Regions from separate parts of the Homo sapiens genome. Here region 2 is linked to region 1. A link is an interaction called in ENCODE POLR2A ChIA-PET data of the cell type or tissue named here. Cell type or tissue: PC-3. All regions are shown on one strand.

Evidence for each region. Peaks named below come from ENCODE experiments on the same cell type or tissue, not always from the same donor. Only the 100,000 strongest peaks of a DNase experiment are listed, where the experiment ranks them.
Region 2: POLR2A ChIA-PET joins it to region 1 with 17 read pairs; 2 of 35 experiments call an interaction of 5 or more read pairs at or near these places.

What each region holds. Positions count from the first base shown.
Region 1 is chr20:51,672,158-51,680,157 of GRCh38, forward strand. ATP9A (ATPase phospholipid transporting 9A (putative)) reads right to left here. Exons shown (of 28, transcript NM_006045.3): 10 at 3,975-4,051; 11 at 1,996-2,156. Among named protein-coding and RNA genes, the nearest start is that of ATP9A, 92 kb to the right of the region's middle. In PC-3, no CTCF peak of the experiment used is centred here; no DNase peak of the experiment used is centred here.
Region 2 is chr20:51,115,207-51,123,206 of GRCh38, forward strand. LOC105372661 (a long non-coding RNA gene) reads left to right here and starts at 2,184. Exons shown (of 4, transcript XR_007067649.1): 1 at 2,184-2,272. LOC105372662 (a long non-coding RNA gene) reads right to left here. Exons shown (of 3, transcript XR_001754668.2): 2 at 7,420-7,573; 3 at 4,436-4,728. RefSeq lists enhancers at 3,747-4,582, 5,764-6,269. In PC-3, no CTCF peak of the experiment used is centred here; DNase peaks (open chromatin) are centred at 6,835 and 7,125; H3K27ac peaks cover 857 bases.

The DNA.
Region 1 (8,000 bases):
TGGGGGGGCTTATTTTTCTGGCTTATTTTGCTTAGCATAACGTTCTCAAGGTTCATCCACACTGTAAGGTGCATTAGAATTTCCTTCCTTTTGAAGGCTGAAGAGTATTCCATTGTATGTATTATACTCATTTTGAAATTTAATTTTACTGCACAAAGTAAATAGAAGTCTTCACATTAATTCATCATCCTATAAACTAATCAAACTGCTTGCCATTTTACTGGCTAGCCCTGGGACAAATGAAGAGTCGACTCACCAATTTTTAATCATGTTACATGTAGAACTTTGAAGGCTACCACGTCACTTAGATTGAATACTTGTTTTGCTAGCAGTCAAGTCACTAAAGTGGATGTATTTATCCTCTGAATCCACCATCCAGAGCATGCTGACTTGGGCACAGTCCCCCTGTCCCTGTCACACTGTTTTACACAAAACGACAATCTCTGTCCCCAGAAAAAGACAAATTCTCACCAAGATGATCTAAATATATAAAATAGCAAGACAAAATATAAGATAATATATCAAGTATAAGACAGAGTATAAGCACTAAAAGTTTCAGGGAAAAAATATGTAATTTAATATTTACTAATTATCATGGGGAAAAAGTAGAAGCAAACAGAACAATATGGGGGAAAGTAGACTGCTAACCCACATCACAGAGCAGCTCTAAAAAATGATGGGACACACATACAAGTGATGTGAAAAGTTATTCAAAACACTGCTCCAATTTTTTGTAAAGGCAGATTTTAGTAGACCAAACTCCCCTTTTTCTAAAATCAAAAGCACTCTAGAAAAAAGTATATCCCATACTATTAACAATGATTATCACTTGGTAGTGAGAGCAGAGGTGATTTATATTTTATTCTTTTGCTAATACAGGCCTTCACTTTTTTCTACTATGAAAATCTATTATTTATATCACTTTAAAAAACCAGGCCAGGTGCAGTAGCTCACGCCTGTAACCCCAGCACTTTGGGAAGCTGAGGCGGGTGGATCACTTGAGGTCAGGAGTTCCAGACCAGCCTGGCCAACATGGTGAAACCCCAACTCTACTAAAAATACAAAAATTAGCCAAGCGTGGTGGCAGGAGCCTATAATTCCAGCTACTCAGGAGGCTGAGGCAGGAGAATCACTTGAACCCAGGAGGTGGAGGCTGCAGTGAGCTGAGATCGCACCACTGCACTCCAGCCTGGGCGACAGAGCAAGACTCCATCTCAAAAATAAATAAATAAATAAATAACCATTTATTCAACCTCCAAATCAGGTAGGCAAAGGACTGGCATGTGCCACCAAGCTTTCATTGCACACCTACAGCAGACACTGCTGTCAATCACAACACCATTTCCCTTTGAGCCCAGATGCAGGCTCAAAATCCTTCTCAACACAGCAGTCCCAACAGCCACTATCAACCTTGCAGAGCTGGCTGATGACAGGAGCTCTAAATGGCATCCCTAGCATAGGGAGGCAAGGCAAGGAAAGATCTCTGATTCAAGAAAGGATGGCTTGTGGAGGAATGTGATCTTCTGGTGCTAGAGCCTCAGTGTGGTTCACACTCCTGACTGATTGCTCTTGGTCCTCACTCTACAAAGAGATCTGCTCCTTCTAAAAGCCGATGGGCGCGGTGGCTCACACCTACAATCCCAGTACCTTGGGAGGCTGAGTCAGGTAGATCACCTGAGGTCAGGAGTTCAAGACAAGCCTGGCAAACATGGTGAAACCCCATCTTTACTAAAAATACAAAAATTAGCCAGGCATGGTGGTGCATGCCTGTAATCCCAGCTACTTAGGAGGCTGAGACGGGAGAATCACTTGAACCTGGGAGGTGGAGGTTGCAGTGAGCCAAGATCGCGCCACTGCCCTCCAGCCTGGGCAACAAGAGCAAAACTCCATCTCAGAAAACAATAATAATAATAAAAGCCACAGAACCATCATCTTTGAATGAGTAAAGAGAAGAAGATGTCACGGCAGCCAAACTCAAGCTCGTCGCCTGCTTACCTAATGGGGATGATGTTGGAAAACAAGAGGAGGAAGCGGATGATCTGCAGGTACCAACGGCCTGCAAAGTGCTGAAGGGCAACCATGACCAGCGAGACCACCACCAGGGCACCAAAGAGGATCTTGGTGAGGCAGTTCACTTCCAAGTCGAACAGGCCGATCTGTGGGACGAAGCACAAACCAGGGCTTGAGATGAGCTGGTGTAACTAATCTCAAACCTAAACCAGGAGGTGGAGGCTGCAGTGAGCTGAGCCTCACTGCACTAACTCAGCCTGCCGGAGAGCTGGTCCTTCCCCTACAAACACCTCTACCCCAGGTAGGACAGTGGGATCCATCGATCCTCATATCTTTGGTCTAAGAACACTGCTTCCATGGGCTGGTGTTCATAACAGGCATCCAAGGGAACTCAAAGAATTCTGAAAACTCAAAAAAATGTTTACAACTAAAGAAGATTTACACTTGGAAATGTATCAGCGAGTTACTGCTGTGCTGGCTGGGTCGTGTGCTGAATAGCCTCCACCACCCTGCAGAGTGCCCTTGGCCTTGTAAAACAACTCAGATCCTAAACTCTCAGCACCCTACCCAACACCAACTCGGCAGTGCCTGAAAGTCTGGGGCGCACACCAGTGGTGGCACCCGATTTTTAGGTGGTGCATTAATGGACATTATTTTATTATTTATTTATTTAGAGATGGAGTCTCGCTTTGTCACCCAGGCTGGAATGCAAGGGCACAATCTTGGCTCACACCTCCTGGGTTCAAGCGATTCTCCTACCTCAGCCTCCCGATAAGCTGGGATTATGGCGCCCGCCACCACACCCAGCTAATTTTTGTATTTTTAGTAGAGACGGAGTTTCGCCATGTTGGCCAGGCTGGTCTCAATCTCCTGGCCTCAGGTGATCCACCTGCCTCGGCCTCCCAAAGTGCTGGGATTACAGGTGTGAGCCACCGTGCCCGGCCCTGGACATTATTATTTTAATAATAATACATTTATCTTCATGTCTAGTCTTTTAAAAAGTAACAAATCATATCCATAACTTCATAGAAACATGCCCCAGGATAAGGCTAAAACATTAAACAAACGATTTTATAGTTGTAATGATGGCTGTAACGTCTAATGGTGGAGCGACCATGACTGAAGTTTAGGAGACACAGCATTCCTTCCTGCTACTGACAAAAGACAATTATTCTGTAATGTTCTGACTCTTAAAAATTGGAGGAGGGGTAAGCTGTGATGGTGGGTCACGGTTTGAATCACATGGGCCTGCCCCGTCCTCACTGTGTAGCCTGGACAGGGCACGGTGCTTCCTGAAGCCGTTTCTCATGGATAAAGGAAGCATGCACTCACAGGGCTGTTATGAAGATGAAATGAGATGCACGTGAAGGGTGAAACACAAGGCGTGCAAACCGTACGTGCTCCACAGTTTAACCTAAAAGCACAAAAAATGCTGGGCGCCATGGCTCACGCCTGTAATCCCAGCACTTTGGGAGGCCGAGGAGGGAGGATCACTTGATGTCCGGAGCTTGAGACCAGCCTGGCCAACATGGTGAAACCCCATCTCTACTAAAAATACAAAAATTAGCCAGGCATGGTGGTACACGCCTATAGTCCCAGCTACTCAGGAGGTGGAGTTGGGAGGATTGCTTGAGCCCGGGAGGCAGAGGTTACAGTGAGCCAAAATCAAGCCACTGTATTCCTGCCTGAGCAACAAAGTGAGACCCTGTCTCAAAAAAAGAAAAAAAAAAAAAAGGCACAAAAAAGTCATATATCCACAAACATGTAACTACATATTTACGTACTGTATTATATATGTGTATTGTATATGTATTTATTGCATACACACACACACATATGCATAAAAAGATAAAATGTCTGTATAAATATCACTCTTAGGTGTTCCTATTTTAATATCTCGTCACTCACCCACCAGAACCAACCAGCCCACAGCCGGTCAATGTACCCCATGACCTCGTACACACCTTACTTCGGGGATTTGAGGTATTCATGACACTCCGGAGTTCTCTGCCAGTGTAAAGAACAACACCCACAACAGTACCTAAAATGGAAAAAAGAAAAAAAAAAAAAGAAAAGAAATATTAATACAGACAGGCAGGCTTGCAAATAGAAGAGTCTGATCCTCTTGAGAGACTGGGTTCTTTTTTTTTTTTGAGACAGAGTCTTGCTCTGTTGCTCATGCTGGAGTCTGGAGTGCAGTGGCACAACATGGGCTAACTGAAAGCTTCCCACCATGTTCAAGCGATTCTCCTGCCTTAGCCTCCTCAATAACTGGGATTATAGGCGTGCACCACCATGCCTGGCTAACTTTTGGGTTTGTTTTGTTTTGAGGCGGAGTTTTACTCTTGTTCCCCAGGCTGGAATGCAATGGCGTGATCTCCGCTTACTGCAACCTCTACCTCCTGGGTTCAAGCAATTATCCTGCCTCAGCCTCCGGAGTAGCTTGGATTACAGGCACCTGCCACCACACCCGGCTAATTTTTGTATTTTTAGTAGATACGGGGTTTCACCATGTAGGCCAGGCTGGTCTTGAACTCCTGATTTCAACTGATCCATCTGCCTCAGCCTCCCAGAGTGCTGGGATTACAGGCATGAGCCACCACGCCCAACCTCAATTTTTGTATTTTTAGTTGAGATGGGGTTTCACCACGTTGGCCAGGCTGGTCTTGAACTCCTGACTTCAACTGATCCATCTGCCTCGGCCTCCCAAAGTTCTGGGATTACAGGCATGAGCCACCACGCCCAGTCTCTTTTTTTTTTTTTTTTTTTTTTTTTTTTGAGAGAGGGTCTTACTCTGTTGCCCAGGCTAGAGTGCAGTGGCACAATCATATTAATAGCTCACTGCAGCCTCAACATCCTGGGCTCAAGCGATCCTCCCACTTCAGCCTCCCGAGTAGCTGGGACCACAGGCACATGCCACCATGCTTGGCTAATTTTTGTTTTTTTTGTAGAAATGAGGTCTCACTATGTTGCCCAGGCTGGTCTTGAATTCCTGGATTCAAGTGATCCTCCCACCTTGGCCTCCCAAAGTGCTTGGATTACAGGCATGAGCCACCTCGCCCAACCCAACAGCCACACTATGAGAACATCAAAGGTTTTACATTAGGGCCAAACCAATGATCTGCGGCTACACTGACCAAAAGAACAGTCACTAACCACTGAAAACCCTTTGAGTTTAAATTCAGTTAAATTAAATACAGCGCCCACCCTCCCTAGCCCTGTTTCATGGCCATATAAGCTAGTAGCTACCTCATGGAACAGAGAAGACCCAGAGCCTTCTCCTTTTACCACAAAACTTGTACTGGTGAATGCTGGTCTACGGGGCCCAGCGGCTTCTAATGGAAGGTGACTGGGGAAAGGCGTGGCTTGCCGTTTGTGCCTCTGGTCATACAGGCTTCCAGAGGTGCCTAGAACATTCCTACCTTCATTAACTATTATGGAAACTTGGAAACAGATGCTTCTTTTTAGAGCACATTCTTCCTGCTAAACCTGATCCCTTTCAGTCTAACTTGCCCATTTGGGGATGTCTGTCCCAAGGACAACTCTTTCCTAAGAACTCCCCCACCCCTTCTATCCTCCAGACACAGTAAGAAAAGGCATGAATCCTTCGAAAGTCAACAATTTACTCAAGAAATCAACATGGCCAGTGAACAAGAGGAAAATGCTCAATCTAGTAAATAATCAAAAAATGCAAAATCATTTTTATCCCAATTAGATTGGCAAAAATCCTGTGGTACACACTGCTGGCTGACGTGCACACTGGTGTGATCTATTTTGGAGAGAAATTTGGCAGTATCTGTCAAAATTTTACTTCTCTCCCCTTCTCAGTGTGTGCCAAGAAAATCAACACAGCAGGAAAGATAGACAGTAAAGAAGGAAACCAAGAAACACGGCATCACAGGGAGTGAGTGGCGCTAGGCTGAAAGTCAAGTCAAGCGGAGAAACATACAGGACTGGGTGGCAGGGCGGGGGGAAGGGGGCAGTGGGGGGCAGGCAGTTTGTACTGTCTCCATTCACATCATCTGAGCCAAAACTTGGAACACGAAGGAGCCAGCCCTGCCAAGCTCTCAGGGAAGATCCCAGGAATACAAGCAATTTGGTCTCTGCCAGAAAGAGAAAACACCTCTTTCTCTGTGCTCTCTCCCCCTCACTCTCAGGAATGCCACTGTCAGGAGATACAAAAATCCGAAGAGGCTGAAGCACATCTGCAGTAAAGAGCCCGCCCCCAAATGCACTGAAGGGACCACGTCCTGGACAAAGAGCCCTAGGAGGAGGCGCTGAAGTCCTTCAAGGGTCTAACACACTCAGCCAGGCAAACAATGTTCTCCAGCACAATGCAGTTCCCTTCCAAGGAGGCTCCCGGCAGATGGCAGGCCAGGGAGAGCTTGCGGTGGCTTCTCGGCAGATGGCAGGCTCCTGTGAACACAGGCAGCCCTCCCTTCAGGCCCCTGTCACCACAGCAGATGGCTGGACAGTGGGAACCGAGCCCGGGCTGAGCTTGGAATGACCACACGACCGCTGCATCCACTCCTATGCAGATGCAGCTCAGCCTCAATCCCCAGAGCCCAGGGTCAGAGAGGGCCCCAGTAACAAGGGGGACCCCAAAGGGAGTGCCCTCTACGTCTGGCCTGGCTAACCTCGATGCCATCAAATGCTGCTGAAAATGGCCTTTCCCATCCCATGCCTTCTTGTGCTCAGGACACAGGCTCTGCCTCCACAAGATCCAAACCCCAGCCTCATCCTCAGTGAGACCACCAACCGGAGAGGACGCACACACCGGATGCGCCTTGGCTTGGTCTGCACGGTGCCTTCAAGGTTCTGAATAACTGGCCACTTTTAAATTCAGGAGCTTGCCTATCTAAAAAAAAAAATGAGGCCGGGCACGGTGGCTCATGCCTGTAATCCCATCACTTTGGGAGGCCGAGACAGGCAGATCACCTGAGGTCAGGAGTTTGAGACCAGCCTGGCCAACATGGCGAAACCCCATCTCTACTAAAAATATAAAAATCAGCCGGGCATGGTGGCTCATGCCTGTAATCCCAGCCACTTGGGAGACTGAGGCAGGAGAACTGCTTGAACCTGGGAGGCGGAGGTTGCAGTGAGCCGAGATCACGCCACTGTACTCCAGCCTGGGTGACGGAGTGACACTCTGTCAAGAAAAACAAAATTCTAAAAAAAGAGATCTCTGGCTTTTCCTGGAAGTGTGGAAGATCTGATGACACTGAGTCCACGTTCCTCATGCTACACCCAGGGAGTGCTGAGGAACAACCACCTCTTAGACAGGCACGTGCTCTGAGCTCACCATGGTCCCCATCCACCACTATCCACTCCTTTAAATCCTCTGCCCAATTTGTAACTGTTGACCCGAAAGTATCCACCCCCAGGCCTCTGATCCCCTCCTTCCCCTGCTGTCACCTCTGCAGCCCCTCCTTGCTCTCAAGGTTCTCTTCACTCCCACCCTCTGCAGCCTGCAGGCCACGCAGCCCTTTCCATTCTCCCAGCCAGTGTCCATCTGGTTTCTCCAAAAGGCCAAGAGGTCATGGTCAGGCATTTCACGGAGTTCTAACTGACTCTCTGGAACAGTGTGGTGCTGCCTGGGGTCAGGGCTATTCTGTGACCCCTTTGTTCCTCATCCACAACAAAATAAATGCTGAACCCGAGAATCAGCGTTTGGAAATTTTTATAGCAATTAAGTATTGCTGCAATATTCGAGCATGTGATCAGAGTAGTCGTCTCATCAAATGGGGTATAGACCATGGAGGCACTATCAAACTGTTGTGGGCTGAGCACGGTGGCTCACGCCTGTATTCCCAGCACTTTGGGAGGCTGAGGCGGGTGGATCACTTGAGGTCAGAAGTTCGAGACCAGCCTGGCCAACATGGTGAAATCCCGTCTCCACTAAAAATATAAAAATTATACAGGCGTGGTGATGGGCACCTGTAATCCCAGCTACTGGGGAGGCCGACGCAGAAGAATAGCTTGAACCCAGG
Region 2 (8,000 bases), 560 kb before region 1:
GAAGTCTCAGGTTGGCCAGGTGTGGTGGGTCACACCTGTAATCCCAGCACTTTGGGAGGCTGAGGTGGAGGATCACTTGAGCCCAGGAGTTAGAGACCAGTCAGGGCACATGGTAAAACCCCATCTCTACAAAAAATACAAAAATTAGGCTGGGCACGGTGGCTCATGCCTGTAATCTCAGTACTTTGGGAGGCTGAGGTGGGCAGATCACTTGAGGTCAGGAGTTCGAGACCAGCCTGACCAACATGGTGAAACCCCGTCTCTACTAAAAGTACAAAACTTAGCTGGGCATGGTGGTGGGCACCTGTAATCCCAGCTACTCGGGAGGCTGAGGCAGGAAAATCACTTGAACCCAGGAGGCAGAGGTTGCAGTGAGCTGAGATTGTGTTCACTGTACTCCAGCCTGGGCAACAGAGTGAGACTCCATCTCAAAAACAAAACAAAACAAAAAAAACAAACAAAAAGTAGCCAAGCATGGTGACATGTGCCTGTAGCCCCAGCTACTTGGGAGGCTGAGGTAGGAGGATCACTTAAGCCTGGGAGGTCAAGGTTGCAGTGAGCCATGATTGTGCCACTGCACTCCAGCCTGGGCAACAGAGTGAGACCCTGTCTCATAAACAAACAAACAAATAAAGCTCCGGTTGCCTGGAATAATCTTGTACAATATGGAGCCCTCAACTGGCGGGATGAATCCTATGTAGGCTTCATAAGGTTGGAGAGGGCTTTGGGGAAGTGACCCAGTGCAGGCGCCCTGGGTTAGGAGTCTGAAACGCTCAGGCTCTCATTTCCACTCTCAGCTTACTGGACCTGGGGTCTTGGGCAGGCCACTCTGCTCTTTGAGCCTCAGCTTCCCCCTCTGTGAACAGGGTTGTCCGGATTTGCCTTACCCAGTTCACAAACATGCCTTGAAGGGTCATTGTCACTGTTTAGCAGTTACAAATCCCAAGAGTGTCTAGACTTTTCTCCTCTCTGAGAGCTGCTGAGTGAGGGTGAATGGGTGTTTTTCAAAGGCTGTCACATTGGTGGTATGCTGGAGGGGCCCCAAGACCACCCTCAGGATTTACGGTTCAGTAGGAAGCCTCACCAGGCCTCAGCATACGGTCATCCTCCTGGCTGTGACTTATGATGAAAAGATAACAACTGAAATCAGCAAAGGAAGAGGCTCATAGGTGAAGGCGGAAACCAGGCACAAGCTTCCAAGAGTCTCTCCCACTGCATCACACAGGATACCTAATTCCCCCGTCAATGAGTTGTGACCGCACTTGTGAGATGTTGTCCACCAGGGAAGCTCACTAGAGACTTGGGGCCTGGGATTTTTATTGGAGGCAGATCATGTGGCAACCTCAGCCTGGCAGGTACCAAAATTCCAGACTCCCAGAAGGAGCTCAGGTGTTCATCACAAACACTATTCTTTGTATAGGTATTTTAGGCACAGAAGCCACTCTTACCAGTTAACGGTGGGTAGGACCCTCATGAAATCTGAGTTCCCAGACTCTAGCCAAGGGTCAACCTCATAGGGACTTTTTCTTGCCTTCCAAAGGATGGTGGCCGGGTTTGCTGTGTTAACTCTGTTTGGCACAGGTGGTGCATGTAATGGTCGTCTCTCATTTTTTTTCTGACATTTGGGTATTCAACCTCCCTTCCCATGCCTGGGGAATCTCCCATATTTTGAGACAAAAATCTACCTCTCATGATAGAAGCTGAAAATGTCACTCGTTTTCCCAGCCAGCTTTGCAGCTAGAGGACAGTCACATGATCCCAGTCCTGCCAATCAGATGAAGCACTCAGATTTTGAATTAGAAGCTAGTAACATAAAGAAGGTGGAGCCTGGGCAACATGGCAAAACCCTGTCTCTATAGAAAACACAACGATTAGCCCAAGTGATGGCTCACGCCTGTAGTCCCAGCTACTTGGGAAGCTGAGGTGGGAGGATTCATTGAGCACAGGAGATCCAGGCTGCAGTGAGCCATGATTACATCACTGCACTCCAGCCTGGGCTACAAATCAAGACAATTGTCTCAAAAAAAAAAAAAAAAAAAAAAAAAGAAGTTGGGAGCACACTTGTAGTGAGGGGTTGCAGCAGCTACATTCTGTTTCTAGGGGTGGTGGCAATGGCAGCAGTTCTGCTGTCAGAGGCTGGTGAGCAGTCCTGATGGTGGTGGTGACACCTGTGCCCAGCACGAGCTTCCAGGAACCTTCCCTGGGCCAGTTCTGCAAGATGCTTTGAGCCCCACCCCTGAGTCTCTGGCCCTCCGGGAGTCTCGGAGTCTCGGTGAGCTCCCTGTTCACTTCTTTACAGCCTCTTGTCTTTCCTTAAGTCAGACAGGCTTGGGCTTTGTTTCATTTTGTTTGGGTTTAGGTTTTGTTTGGTTTTGTTAGGAAGATAATTTTAAGATATACTCATACATGATGTTAAACAAAATTGAGTCACGGGGTGAAATGGTCCTTTTTTCATTCTCTCTCAGACTTTCTTCTTATTTAGGAGAAAGTCTCTGTTTGCTTCTAGAGTCCTTAACTCCTTTAAGCCATTTCTAGCACTTGCAAATTTCCATTTTAAACAAAGACAGAGCACGCCTGAGGCTAGGATGCTATCTAGCTAGAATTTGATAACATGGATATTGCAGAATGTTTATTTCATGGTTACTTTGTATTTATGGCAAGTATTACATAGCAATGGTACAATGTTTCCCTTTAAAATAAGATCATTTAAGAAAAAGTCCTAATCCGATTCCTGACCCTGAAGTAAATAACAGCACAATAGTGTAAGGATAAGGCAGTATCAGGAACATGGTTCTTGAATGAGAGAAGTGGGGGGAATGATGTGGCTGGAACTCACATTTGGGGTCTGCAAAAAGTGGTAGCAGATTCTCAGAAAGAGTAGACAAGCTCCCTGAAAGCTGAGGGCTGTGCTGGGGAGCTGGGAACCCCTCAACCCCAGCATGGGAAGATATGGTGGCTGCCCCCTCCACCCCAGCATTGTATCCATAGCATGTGGACAAGAGAAACCCCCCAGGGCTGTCCCAACTTGGCTGCAGCTGGAAGGGATGGTGAACATTGTCCAGCCAGCCCTTCTCATTGCAGAGATCCCGCTGGGGAGGATCTGGGTTTCAGGACCAGCCTCAGGCCTTGCAGTGAATCTGGGCAAGGTCAGACCATGAGCTGGTGGGTAGGGGTTCTGGATCCTCCCCTCAAGCTGCACTGAATGGCCCCCTGCTTTGCTTAGGTCAGTGCCTTCTCACTCACTCTCCAAGCTGCAGCCACACTGACTCCTCCCTGTCCCTTCAGCTTAGCAAACACCCTCCTGCCCTAGGGACTCAGCCCTTGCTCTTCTCCTCCTGCCTGGAAGGTTCTCCCCACCCACCTCCCACCACTGCCTGGCTGCCTGGCTCCCTCTAGGCACCCGCTCAGGGAAGCCTTCCCTGACAGCCTTGGCCAGGCCACCCTCACTGGTTGGCACATACCACCTTGGTTCACTTTCTTCACAGCACTTCTCCTCTGCGGCTTGATGTTTAAGATTCACTGAGTGTCCGTTGTCTCCCAGTGGAATGTGAGCTCCCTGAGGGCAGGGACAGAGCAGCTATACAATCTGTGGGACCCAGCGCAGGATGAAAATCAGGGTCCTTGTCTAAAAACAGTTAAGAGTTTCCAGACAGCCACAGCAGAGCCTTAAAGCAAGCTCGGGCCCTCTTGAGGCCCGGCTGCTGTGCTTCTGCACGTCCCTACGGCCTGGCAACTGGCCCAGGCCAGGGACTTTGTCTTGCTGACCACTGTCCCCTGAACATCGGGGACACAGCCTGATGCATAGTGGGCCCTCAATGAATATTTGTTGACTGAATGAATCAATGAATGAATGAACTGATGGCTTCAGTTGCTACTTCATCTGCAAACCAGAAACAAAATACATGCATCTAACCATTGATGACTGAGATCAAGTTACCCATTAAGGTTGAAAGAGAGAGTCAGACGCCTAGGAGGGCCCTGCTGGGCTGGCTGTAAGAGCAGCTCTAAGGGCCTCAGGAGCCTTTGGGGCAAGGCCGTGACCAGTGGGGTTCTGCTGTACCATATCACCCGCGCAGCTTGTGTGCAGCACAGAGTGAAGGAGGTGCCAGAACAGAAGCAGGACCGGGAGCCAGGAGGCCTCCCCAGTGGTCTAATAAGCACAGTGGTGGCAGAGGAGGATGAGAGAGATGGGATGCGCTGATCCATGCTGGGAGGATCACGCCCAAATTGCACACATGCAGTGGGGGGAGATTGAAAGACTTCAGTGATGTTTTATGTCTCTAGGGTGATACCTTGTGGTGTAGGTTCCAATCATCTGGGTCTCAGAATCTGTCCTGGTGTTGTCACATGTGCACATGCTCCATGTTCCAGCCCTTCCCCTAGTCCTTTGGGACAGAGGAGATGGTTTATGCCGAGAGCACTGCATACCCCCATAAAAGTTAAGTGTATTTATATATAATAGGCAGGCCTAGAGAGCCCGCACTGGGATAGTTATGAGAAGAAATGTAGCCTTTGGAAGAAGCCTCTTAGAACCACTGACATGGAGCCACGGACTTCTACTGGAGGAAGACTTGCCCTCTCTGGAACCCAGCAGGTCACAGTCCAAGCTTGCGGTGGCTCTGAGGGGTGAGAGGAGATGGATATTTCAGATCCAGCTGGGGTCCTCGGTCATTAGTGGCAATGTCAGGCGGTCCAGAGAGCATCTTCCCACGGCAGAGATAGCTGGTTCTTTTGGAGATTACCAACATGTGAAGTGAGGAGAAAAACAATAATACCAGGAAAGACCTTGATGGAATTTTTTATATGCCAGGCACTGTTCCAAGGCATTTACATATACTCATTTGTTTACTTCTGATAGCAACCCTGGGAGGTATGTACTAATATTATGGCTGGGAAAACTAAGGCACAGAGAAGCTAATTACTTGCCCAAGGTCATGGGCCAGAAGGCAGCAGAGCCAGAGTTGGAACTGAACATCTGACTCCAAGTCCTTGCTCTTAACCACCGCTCAAGGTCAGGGACCAAGGGCGCCACTGTCTGGTATCCTGATGGCTGTGGCAATATAAAGTTGCTGCAATGGCCAAAATGCTTGGAGGCCTTTGCAGGCAGCCTAGACCTTATTTCATCCTTGAGGATGGACACCCAGAACCAGCCTGATGGTGGGATTTGGTGTGAATGATCACATTTGATTCTCATGCCCACCCTTTACAGCAAGGGCTGTGATTGTCCCCATTTTACAGATGAGGAAACAGGCACAGAGTGGTTATGCACCTTGTCCAAAGCCCCACAGCTACTAGGCTACCAAACTAGGCTGGACTCCGGGACTGACCAAAGCTGTTGCAGTTTCTTCACGTCAGCCACTGGGCTTTTCTGTTTTTCTGAAACCTTTAGGCTGTGGGGCTGTCTTTCTATGGCCTTCAAAGCCAGAGCATCCTTGTTCCTTCACTAGGCATTGAGACCAGAGAGGTTAAACACTCTGCCTGAGGTCACACAGCTGGTGAGTGGGAAAAGGGGATTCAAAACCAGGCTGGTGCATGTCCAGACTTCATGCTTGCTTTCCTTCCATGCTTCGTTTCTAAGCAGTTTAGACTGACCATGGTTTTAAATTCTAGGGCATCTTCCTTTTTAAAATGGACTTTCTCATGGGAGGGGGAGCTAGGGACCATCTATAGCCAGCCCAAAACTTGGACTGGGGAGTCAGAGAGGTCTGGGTTCCATTTCCAGATCTGCCTCTCACCAGCAGCATGGCCACAGCTGGTCATACTCCTCTCTCAGCCCCCGTAAGATGACAATAACAGCCCCACCCCAGGATGTCAAGATGAAGGCAGATAGTAACGAGGCTGCTAGAAGAGTTCAGACTCCACAATGTGCCTGCATGTTCCATTATCTAAATCAGTAGAACATCTCTGGAAGGAAGTGAGGGAAGGCGAGGAAGAGGGGAGGGAACCATTAACATGGTGGCTATTAATAGGCCCTCATCAATCTTCAGAACATCCTTCTAAAGTACAAAGAGCACAAAAAGCAAATCTAACCCCTTTGCAGGTGGAGAACTGAGAACCTGAATGTGCAAAGGGAAAGCCTTCCAGAACAAACTGTGCTCACTCACATAGATTTCTTTGCTTCTTTGTTCTTAATCATGATCTTTTAAAATTTCTTTCCACCATTAAAAATGTCAGAATTTCAAGATGACAAAGTTCAGGACAAACCCTGGGGAGGAGTGGCTCGGCTCACTCTGCCTCCCGCTGTGTCCTCCTGGCTGGGCTCCCCAGGACTGTCTGCCAAGATCCCCGCATCCTTGAGGCGGTGTGCCCTAGCACAGAACAGTCTCTCCAGGGCTGCCAGCAGCAATCCCCCGCAGATAACACGTTCTCTTCCTGAGTCCTGGGCTCACAGAACATGTAGCCCTCATAGGCTCAGGGGTTGATTCTGGAGGACTCTGCATCTCTTTGCAGAAATGCAAAATTGAAATGTCAGCCTGGACATCTTCCCAGGGAAGTCCAGGTCTTTGCAAGGGATGGGATACCTGTTGGACAAATTTCTAGCTAATTGATTTTCTTAAGTCTAGCCTTGCTTCCTAGAAGTTTAAAATCGAGTAGGGAGGCATCCTGAGGGGGCATGTGCTGTTTGGTTTTAATATTGCTGACAAATAGTGTCATCCTAAACCCCCAGAGTCCTCTGCCTCCACCCAGGCTGTTCACCTGGGATCCCTTGGACCTCACTGATATCCAGCAACTAAAGGGTTAATGCCTAGCCCAGCAGGGGATGCTGCCCAAAGCTGGAGTCACAGTTTGTTCTGATTTAGTCAATACTGGCCTCTCCCTCATGACACCGATGGTTAAATATTCAGAACATTACTCCAGAGGCAATGTATACAGTCATGAAACAAGCCACAGTAAAAAATGCTGCAGAATGTCTGTCATAAGGGCTAGAGCAAGTGGCAATGACCCCCCCACCACCCCATCTGATGGGCAGCAAGCTGCTTCTCTGGAAGATGTCCATCCTCTTTCTCAGGCCACCTCCACACTGAGCCAGTCCTCTTCCCGTCTCACCTGGATTCTTCCCTTAGCCTCCTCTCTGGCCTCCCTGCCTCTACCCTCACCCCTGAGCCAATCCATCCTCCATACAGCAGCCAGAAAAACAAGTTTGGTCACACCAACCCTCTGCTTAAAACCACCCCATGGTTTTCTGTGCTCACGGTCAGGCTAAAGCTCCCAGTTCCCTTTAGAGCAATCTCTGCAATGTGCAGTTATACATTTGTTTGTTTTGTTTATTTTTGGTCTCCATCCCGGAATGGCAGGCCCAACAAAGACTCTCTAGTGTTTATATCCAGTGTCTAGCGCAGTGTCTGGCACACAGTAGGTGCTCAATAGATGTTTGCTTAGTCAGAGAAAGAATAAATGAATGGATGACTGAGCACTCACCGTGAGGTCTGCAAGAGCCCAGAAGGAGCGGGATGTTTCCTCGGCAGGTTATAATTTGCAGAGGCAGAGAAGAGATTGCCATTCAAGGCAAAGGAACGGTCAGGGCAAAGGCTGGGAGGTGGTGTGTAGGTGGCTTCATCTGCCCTACAGGGCTCTGTCAGCAAGAAGACAATACAGGGAAGGGACTGAGAGCGTGGGGTTCTGAGTCAAAGGCCCTGGGTTCAAGTCCTGGCTCCACTATTATTAGCTGATGACCTTGGGAATGAGGTCACCTTTGTTTGACTCAGTTTTCTCATCTTACAAATGAGACGATGATGATCTCTACCTTATAGAACTGTTTTGAGGACTAAATGAGATAACATAAGTCTGGGTGAAAAAAAAAGGCTCAATAAATGTCAGTGAGTGTGTTTGATTCTGGGAAAGAAATAACACTTGCCAAGTATTTTCTGTGCAGGGCATGTACTGAGCCGCTCATTTAATCCTTTTAGCAACCCGGTGAGGTTTACTTTCGTATTTCAGTTTGACAGATGAATGTGACATTCTCCCCTGTCATGGGTATCCCAGCACCTGGTTTATTGTGG